Regions from separate parts of the Homo sapiens genome. Here region 1 is linked to region 2. A link is an interaction called in ENCODE POLR2A ChIA-PET data of the cell type or tissue named here. Cell type or tissue: PC-9. All regions are shown on one strand. Links, peaks and the distances in the headings refer to the core of each region. The heading gives the core; the rest is flanking DNA.

Region 1 (5,419 bases), core at 1,158-3,657, 560 kb before region 2:
ACCCTTCCCACCACAGTGTCACCATCTTGTTTGGGGGAAGGACCTAGTAATGGAAACATGGAATTATGTTTTCTTCTCTACAAAGCAAATCGCACTACTTTGCAGAAAACAGTACTTGTCTAATGATAGCATTATAACCTCTATTGGCTTTAGTTTTTAGAATTAACCAATAGGCAATTCAATCATTAATTCAGGGTTTAATTAATGGGAGTCCGTGATAGATACAGAACAAAACTGAGTAGGCTAAGAACTGACAAATGAAAAGCCAGGGTGGGTGGGGGCTGGGGAGACGGAGGAGGAGGTGCGGTGCGGGAACATAATTTTCTTCACCTTACATAATAGGACATTAGAAAATGCGCCGGTATCATTGGTGGAACAAGAGGTGGAGGTTTCTGTATATTTTTAAAGATATTAAATTAATGAAACAAAAACTGTTGTTATAACTAAACAATTCTGGAAGGAAGATAAGGAAGGTAGGAGACGCTGTGAGCGAAATGATTCATCTTTGAGTGGGGAGGTAACCGACAAAACAGAGGCATGCCTGTGTTATTCCCGTCATGGTGGGACAGAAGAACCTCGGGACCAGACTGGAGGGTGGGGACAGTGGGAGACATTGAATTTTTTAAATATCACTCCTGATTGTTTGATTTTTAAAAACCATATGTGAATATGGTTCTCTCTCCCTCTTCCTGTCTCTGTCTCTCTCTTTCTGTCACACACCCAAACATCCTATGGATCTTACAAAATAAAAAGCAGCTGGTCTCCTTCAAAATCTGGCCTCTTGAAATGTGGAGCTGTGGGGATGGGGCGGCCAAGGGAGAGCACAGCAACACACCAGGTGTTAAAGTGGAGCCCCTCGAGACGGCTCTCTGATCCCAAAGGAAGCGTCAGAATGTCCCTTACCAACAAAGCATGCTAAAAGCCCGGGGTCAGAAGTTGCTTCTACTTCTGTCGTTCTGTGTGCATGTCTCCCGCTGTCGGAGGGCGGTGCCGAGTTCAGGGTCACGTGCAGGCCACTGGCACGTGCGAGCATGTTTCATGGCCCATGTGCAGCCACCCGTCTGCAAAGCCTTGGGAAAGGCTCTCTCTGATCCATCATGGTTGTTTGCTTTGTTTCTCTAAATAACAGCAGATTACCTCTGCACACACTTTTTTTTTTTTTTTTTTTTACTCTCAAAGTGTGTTTACAGCGCTTAGGCCATGTGAAGCCATCCCAAAGAGGCCAGCTGCACCTGGGGCGGGGCCAAGCAGGGAGAAGGCCGGGTCCAGAGGGCCCGGGAGTCTTCACACGGACGATGCTCAGGGAAACCGCGAGGCCCAACTTCTGCTTCAGGGACTGCAGCATCCCAGGGAAGAGGAGCCTGGTAGTGACAGCTGGAGGCAGGGAGGCCGTGACAAACTGTCCCAGTGACCCGGCAGGAGGCCATGAGCCAGCAGAGAGAGAGAGCTGCAGTGGAGGTAGAGAAGGAATCGGCTTTCTCCTGGGTCTGTGAACAGCATCGTAGCCGACTTCGCCTCCTCTAGGACCCGCCAGGCTGCCCGCCAGAGTGGTGCGTTTACAACTGCGGTTCCGGGGGCAGGTGTCGACGTGGGCCCAGGGCTGGCCTCGCACGCCCCTCGTCCCTGTGATGGTGACTGAGGTGTAGCTTGGACCGCAGAACCCCCATGCAAGACCTCAGCCAGGCCTGCAGCTGGGGCCAGTCCCACCGGCCCTGGGGTCTTCAGTCTGCCTTCTTGGACGATCTCCCCCATTCCACCAGCTGAAGGTTTTCAGAAGTTAAATTCAAAGTTGCTGGTGGTTTTGAGTCACTTTTTTTTTTTTCAATAGCGACTCTTGAGTGAAAATTAGGCTGTTATGTGGGTGGCTGTTAAGGGTGCTTCATTTCCACATCGGAGAGCTGCCCACACAGCAGATTTTAGTAGCACTTAAAGTGGGACCTGATTTTGCCTCTCAGCTGCTACATTAAAATAAAATGCCCTTAAGCTGATTATAAAGATACTAATTTAAATGCATGGATACCATTTCCTGGGAGGAGAAATGTCTTCATTGATTCTGAGACCTCATGTCCCCTAGGGGTGCATGCCACCTTCTAGCACTCTGTAGCAGAGATGGCTCAGCAGGGCAGAGGGGTGGATGCAGAGGGGCTCTGGGCAGTGAGTCCTGGCTCTGTTGTTGGCTTGCCATGTGGTTTCAGTGAGTCACTTATCTTGGTGCTTCAGCCTCTGTCCACGTGGGGACATTCACCCCGCTTGCTCACCTGACCAGGTTACCATGAAGACCGGATGAGTGACCCAGTGGCAAACCCTGGGCACCTGCTGAGCAGTCCTCTGTGAATCACCACTCCTCACCCTCCAGGTGGGCCGGGGCATGGCAGGGCAGCCACCATCACCGCATCAGACCAATTTGGTTCAACCTTTATGTAACGAAGTTGTGATGTTTTGCAGTTGCCATGGACACCCAGGTTGAAGGTCACATAACCTGAGCATGCCCAGATGAACCAAGCATGCACCCACGGGCAGAACTAAGTGCTCGGACCTAGGAGCAGGGACTGAATTAAGAAGCAGATGCCACACAGCAAGATCCAGGATCCAATCAGATTGAGCCCTGGCATCACCCCATCGCATGATCCAGTCAGATCACGCCTCCAGGCATCACATTATTGTAAGATCCAATCAGATCACACCTCATTACCCTATGCTTATAAAATCCAACCCAAACCCCAGCTTGTGGAGACAGATTTGAGTGTTTCCTCCTGTCTTCTTTTCAGTCGACTCACAATAAGCCTTTCTCACTGCAAAAAGCCAGTGCTTTCGTGTTTGGCTTTCTGTTGTATGGGTGCAAATGGACACAGTTTGGTTTGGTGACACCACTGCTCTTGCATTTGCCCCCATCCTGAATTTTCTTTGAGCTCCTTTGGAAGAAGTTCATGCCTTCGCCTCCCCTCATTCAGTCTGTTACAACAGTCTCCCAACTAATCTTGTTTCTCCTCATTTCACCTTCCAGGTAGTTGCCTGAGAGCTCTCTAGCATGCAGGTCTGAGCATGTGGCTCCCAACTTCAAAATCTTCAGTTTGGCATTCAAGACTGTCTTTGCTCTTCATCCCTGTGTGCAGGGGTTCTTTTCACCCTTCTATGTGAAGCCCGTGCAGCCCCCTCCTGGCAGGTGAAGGTACTCGATTCCTTGAGCAGGCAGGTGGAGGGGCTCGATCCCTTGACTTCCTCGCGGCACCATGAACAGCCGCCATTGTAAACTGCTTCCTCTGTGATATGGTTTGGATATTTGTCCCCACCAAACCTCATGTTGAAATGTGATCCCCAGCATTGGAGGTGAGGCCTGGTGGGAGGTATTAGGATCATCAGGGCAGACCCCTCATGAATGGCTTGGTGCCATCCTCTTGGTGATGAATGATTTGTCACTCTGTTAGTTCACACGAGAGCTGACTGTTGAAAAGAGTGTTGCACCCCTCCTCTCTCTCTTTGTCTCCCTTTCTCACCTCTGCTCCCCCTTTGCCTTCCACCATGATTAAAAGCTTCCTGAGGGCTTCCCCAGAAGTAGATGCTATTGCCACTCCTCTCGTACAGCCCGCAGAACCATGAGCCAAATAAATCTCTTTGCTTTATAAATTACCCAGCCTCGACTACTCCTTCATAGCAATGCAAAACAGATGAACATGCCATCATCCCGGATAGCTCTGATTACCCATCCCTCCCCACTAGGCCATGAGTTTCTGGAGAATAGAAGCCAACACCGACCCATCACAGTGTCCCTTGTAGGCACTCGGGTGTTTGTTGAGTGAATGAATACATGGGTGACTTAAGGTATCCTTTTTGTTGGGAATGTTCTTCTCTTTCTGCTGAGCTTTCTAGATTCAGCTAGCTGTAGGCCACATCCTCTGAGGAAGAATTCTTAGGAATTCCTTCAGGGAAATATGACTCCCTGTAGGTCCCTGGATAGACTTCTGTCTGAGCACACACACAAAGGTTTATTTCACTGAGTTGATTTTATGACCCTGGTGTTTCCCCTGCCAATTCCAGTTTCCATCCCATAGGATGAGACGCTATAAATTGGTGGGGGACAATTTTGATTTGGAGTCTTTTTGTCCCTAGGGAAGAGTCCTCCGTGGCTGCCTCTAACAAAGATGACCCCACACCACTATCCACAGAGGGCTGGGGACGGTGGATGCTGTGGTTTGAATATTTGTCCCTGCTAAAACTTGTGTTGAAATTTGATCTTCAGTGTTGAGAGGTGGAACCTTTGAGAGGTGATTGGATCATAAGGCTCTGCCCTCATGAATGGATTAACCCATTCGTGGATTGATGGAATCATGATGTGAACTGAAAAAGTCACAAAATCTATAAATTTAGAAAGGAGGGCTTTATTTCTAAAGGAGGGTATCACAAAATCTATAAATTTAGAAAGGAGGGCTTTATTTCTAAAGAAGGGTACCACGACCTGCAAGCAGAAAGTGGAGCCTCCAGCTGAACAGAAAAGCAATCCCTTTAGGGAGGAGGTTACGAGACAGGAATTTGTGCTGAAGGGGTGGGCTAAGTGTACCTATTCAGCAGGCTATAGGAGGAGCTATGAATATTCACAAGAGGGAGATGGGCACATGCATAGTAAGCCAGCATGTATGTTACACACGTCCCATGTTCCCTTTGTGATGGAGAGGGAGAAACCTTTAAATGTGTTACAGTTAGGCCCTATACGTCAAAAGGTGAAGCAGGGGCACGAAGACCCTCTGTGCGCAGCTCTGCAGACTGAACAGAACCATTCCATGGCCAGTGGTCTCTTATCAAAAAGGAATGCTGGTCTGGTGCTGTGTTAAAACTGCAGAATGGAGGGTGGGTATCAGGAGGCTGGTGGATATCAGCAGCAGAGCAAGTCTTTCAAAAGTGTTGGTTTCTGTTTATCCCTAAGGAAAGAAAGGTGGTTAGCGAAGGAGTAGAAAGGGGCGGGTCTAACCTCCTGTCCTGTCATGTCCGGGAGCTCAGTTCTTTTTAAGATTTCCTTCAGTCCCCTTGGCTGAGAGGGGGTTTGTTCCATCAGTTGAGGGACTTAGGATTTTATTTTTCTTTTGCAATGGGTTATCATGAGAGGGGAACTGGTGGCTTTATAAGAAAAGGAGAGAGACCTGAGCTGGGACACTCAGCCCCTTCACCATGTGATGCCCTGCATTGCCTCAGGACTCTGCAGAGTCCCCACCAGCAAGAAGGCCTTTGCCAGAGGCAGCCTCTTGACCTTGGACATTGCAGCCTCTAGAACTGTAAGAAATAAGTTACTTTTCTTTATAAATTACCCAATTTCAGGCATTCTGTTATAAGCAAGAGAAAATGGCTAAGACAGCGGAAACATGCTCCATCAATCAGTCTGTCCTCTGCTGAGGTTTGCAAGGATGACAGCCCCATCCCAAGCACACGC
Region 2 (4,624 bases), core at 413-2,912:
TCAGGTTGTGTTAAAAATGCACGTGCCGTCGGGTACGTTGGTTGCCATTTGTATACCTAATGTCAATGTTTAAGACTTTGACCTAGAGCTACAATGTCCAATATGAGAGCCACCAGCTAGGCATGGCTATTTAGGTTTGCACAAAGTAAAATGAAATATAATTAATAGGCTGGGCACGGTGGCTCACGCCTGTAATCCCAGCACTTTGGGAGGCCGAGGTGGGTGGATCACCTGAGGTCAGGAGTTCAAGACCAGCCTGGCCAACATGATGAAACCCCATCTCTACTAAAAACACAAAAATTAGCTGGGCATGCTGGCACACGCCTATAATCCCAGCTACTCAGGAGGCTGAAGCAGAGAATTGCTTGAGCTCGGGAGGTGGAGGTTGCGGTGAGCCGAGATCATGCCATTGCACTCCAGCCTGGGCAACAAGAGCAAAACTCCATCTCAAAAAAAGAAAAAAAATAGAAATACAATTAATTCAGTTTCTTAGTCACCCTGGCCACATTTCAAGTGCTCAAGAACTACACGTGGCTCATGGCCGCTGTATTAGACAGTGAAGATCCAGAACACTTCCATGATTGCAGAATCAACACTTGGGTCCAGAGAGCAAGTGCTGTTGATGGGAGAGAGAGCATCAGATACAGCCTGGGGAAGCAATTGGCAAGGCCAGACCACCATGAGCACGGCACTGAGAGCCTGACAGCTAGACTGAATGGATTGAGGATCTTTGTCTCTTCTCCAGGGGCCACGCAGGCCTGAAGAACAGAGAGAAGCCACTGAAACAGATGCTTTCTCTAGACCTCGTCCGAAAATCTGGACCTCAGGACAGTGTGCGCCATCTCATCCTAAGACCAGCGGGGGCAGAACCAGTGACTGCACCATGGAATTAAAGCTGTTCTGCCTGGCATGAGTTCTAGAATAAACCTGCTTGGTGGGACACACGGAGGATTCACGCGGGGATTACAAGCAGGCTCTTACTTTGCAATTGGCATGTATCATTGGTCCTGGAAAGCCAATTATGAGCAGATTATTATAAATCAAATCCTATTCTTCCAGAAAAATGTTTCTGGTTATTACTGAGGAATGTTTGGTTTCCAGGAACCAAATTGACCTCAATTAAGTAAAGGGAGATAATTCTCAGAAGTTGGGGAAATTGTGTGAAAGCTGAGGGAGGCAGTTCTGCCCTGACTGGGCTGGAAGTGGACTCTGAAGGGCCAGGTGGCGCCCTATCCTTCCCATGTGCCCTCATTGCTGCTGTCTCGGCTGTGGATGTCATTCTTTTCTGTGCATACGGGCTTGTGTGGCTCCCGCATCAGCCCGCACGCCGTTCATCGTGGCTGACTCCAACGACTGGTTTCCATCCCCAGCCTCCCACGTTAGCTCCAGTGCCTGGGGCGCCCTCAGACCACAATCCAGTCTGAGGGAATCTGACCCGTCTGGTTTTATCTACACATCCAATCACTTGAGCCCGAGGGTAGATATATTCTAAGACTGGAAGGCACAGGTGCTCTCAAAAGGGGAGGAGGAGGAGGAGGAAATGGCGGCCTCTCTGGTATAGTTTGGCGTAAGTCAGAGCCGCCTTCGTGGTGTGGTTAGAAAAGAGAAAACAACTGGAAACTCTATGATCATTCACAGTGATCAAACTCAGCTGGAAATTCAAGATGTGAACCTAAATTTACAGTGTCCAAGTATCAAGAAAGTCTGCTACATAAAGAGCTTAATGAATATTTGTCCAACGAATGGACAAATATTTGTCCAATGAATGAATGGACCCACTGAATTTCAAAAGACACAAAGGGGTCTGGGCACAGTGGCTCAAACCTGTAATCCCAGCACTTTGGGAGGCCAAGGCGGGCAGATCACTTGAGGTCAGGAGTTCGAGACCAGCCTGGACAACATGGTGAAACCCTGTCTCTACTAAAAATACGAAAATTAGCTGGACATGGTAGCGCATGCCTATAGTCCCAGCTACTTGGGAGGTTGAGGCAGGAGAACTGCTTGAACCCAGGAGGTGGAGTTTGCAGTGAGCCGAGATGGACTCACTGCACTCCATCCTGGGCAGGAAAGTGAGGCTCTGTCAAAAAAAAAAAAAAAGACAAAGGGTAGAGGAATTTTATATCATATATTTGACTGTAAGAAGGAAAAAAACTCCTTCCTTCTGCACCTCAAATGGACATTAAGTTTCCGACATCTTTCTTTTGATGGACATTTACTGAAGACCCACCCTGCAGCTCACACAGCAATGAGGGCGTAGACACAGAACCCGCCTCCCAAAACTCCAAGTCCTGAGTGCAGTCTAGTGGGGAAGACAAAAGTAGTAACCACATTAAAGTATGTGCAAGTACCCCTAAAGATGAAGAAAATCTGAACGTGTATTTCCTCACTCTCTTGATAAATTTCACTATAGCAAATACAACATCAACAATCACTCCAAAGTATTTTAAGAGGCGCTTAATGTTATTTTGAAGAGAAAGATGATGTTTCTCCCATCCAATAGCATTTTAAATATGTTTTAAGTTAACAAAATAATTTGCTTGTTGATTAAAAGTTAAGTACAGAACAGCATAACTGATCATTATATCAGGACTGACTATACCAAGCAAACCAGGATCTTCTCCCCACTGAAGTGTCATGTAGGATCCCATGCCTACTTTAAGTCAGCACCGAGAGTCTGCATAGAATGGGATGCCAAATATCTGAAATCAGGACCTTACTGGAGACTGTGTGTGTGTGGTCTCTGTATTTCCGTGAGCTTGGTTTCTATGTGGGCACGGTGAGAAAACATCGTCGTCCATGAACCATGCAATCTCATGGGGTGACAAGACAGCACGCACACCTAAACACTAACAGTCCACCTTGTCAAAGGAGCAGAGACCAGACAAGACGAGATATGGCCAAGGTAACGAGCTCCCAGGAAGGCCAGAAGCAGTGCGGTTACTGGGGCTTCATGATTTGAGATGAGACAGATTTCTTTTTTTTTTTTTTTTTGAGATGGAGTCTCGCTCTGCCACCCAGGCTGGAATGCAGTGGTGCGATCTCGGCTCACCGCAACCTCCACCTCCCGGGTTCAAGCGATTCTCCTGCCTCAGCCTCCTGAGTAGCTGGGACTACAGGTGCGTGCCACCAGGCCCAGCTAATTTTTTGTTTCTTTTTAGTAGAGAGGGGGTTTCACCGTGTTAGCCAGGATGGTCTTGATCTCCTGACCTCGTGATCTGCCCGCCTCAGCCTCCCAAAGTGCTGGGATTTAGGCGTGAGCCACCACGCCCGGCCGAGATAAGACAAATTTCAATCATCAAAGATCTAAGCATGACGTCTAGGTGAGGGAAGCAGCACGCTGTTGATGCAGAAGCCGGGAAGCAGGGAAGGGGAGGGGCAGTGCAGTTACTGAGCCCCTACCAACATCAAGGCTTGCGCTAGGTTCTTTATAGTTTAACTGATAGTCTTACAACCATGACCCTGCAAAATCCTATATCCAACAACCCTACAAAATAACCGTTAGATCCAGCCTCAGAGACGTGGAAAGACTTAGCCAAGACTCCCTGGGTGGCTGCAATGAGAGCTAACATGTACCCTTACCAGGTGTGCGTTCCAGGCCAGGTGTGGTGGTTTAGGAAGGGTGGGTCCAGGGGCGCTCTCTGCCCCAGGTGCAGGCAATAAGGACACGCATTGTCTGCAGATCATGTTAAAACAATAATAAAACTGACTAAAAGTTGCTCTGCTTGTTATTATCATCATGCCCATCAATTCTAAACAGTGTCACTGATAAAATACTCCTCCCTGAAAAAGATCCCTTTGTTCTAAACAATTGCTGAGGTTATGATGGTGTTTTAATAATACATATGTGAACTTCAGGTTTTTATTAGTTGTCCTTTCATAAACATATTCCGCACCTAAATTAATTCAGAGAACTCCTGGTTCCACAGCTGGCCTCTGATTCACACAGATTTGGCTACGTGTTCATTGGGAAAGTGTCCAAAGTTTTTTCAGTCCTTCAGCTGGCGGGCCAACTTGTTCCGGTTCACCCAGGACTTTTCTGATTTTAGCACTGAAAGTCCCAGACCAACAACTGACCACCTCACCTTTGCGCCCAAAACAGGAGCAAGACATATCTCCAACTCTCATGACATTTGCAAGAAACAGTACCACTGTGATTGTGAAGGCAAAGAGGCAGCATTTAACCAGTTAAATTCCATCATTACACATGGGATTTTGGTGTTGAAAATTTAAACAGTGAAAATGTTAACTGCAAGATGGAATATTTTTGTTTGATACATGCAAACAAAATTTATTGTTTTAATTTATACACAAAATGTTTAACTTAGTTTGAATAATATCTTTAAAATTGAAGTTTCTTCTTTTAAAATTTTTTGTTTTACACCTGAAGAACACAACAGGAAAATCATGACTGCCTATTTTTACACAGGTTATCACAGAAAGTAATCCTATTGTATTGCGATGGTTCATACTGAGTGTCAACTTGATTGAACTGACAGTATTGATCCTGGGTGTGTCTGTGAGGGTGTTGCCAAAAGAGATTAACATTTGAGTCAGTGGGCTGGGGAAGGCAGATCCACCCTTAATCTGGTGGGCACCACCTAATCAGCTGCCAGCGGATATAAAG

What was found. Peaks named below come from ENCODE experiments on the same cell type or tissue, not always from the same donor. Only the 100,000 strongest peaks of a DNase experiment are listed, where the experiment ranks them.
Region 1: POLR2A ChIA-PET joins it to region 2 with 5 read pairs; 2 of 35 experiments call an interaction of 5 or more read pairs at or near these places.

The regions. Positions count from the first base shown.
Region 1 is chr2:11,019,996-11,025,414 of GRCh38, reverse strand. No RefSeq gene overlaps it. Among named protein-coding and RNA genes, the nearest start is that of FLJ33534, 110 kb to the left of the region's middle. In PC-9, for the core only: no CTCF peak of the experiment used is centred there; a DNase peak (open chromatin) is centred at 2,344; H3K27ac peaks cover 1,420 bases.
Region 2 is chr2:10,457,345-10,461,968 of GRCh38, reverse strand. No RefSeq gene overlaps it. Among named protein-coding and RNA genes, the nearest start is that of ODC1-DT, 9.9 kb to the right of the region's middle. RefSeq lists enhancers at 823-1,322, 1,323-1,824. In PC-9, for the core only: no CTCF peak of the experiment used is centred there; a DNase peak (open chromatin) is centred at 1,458.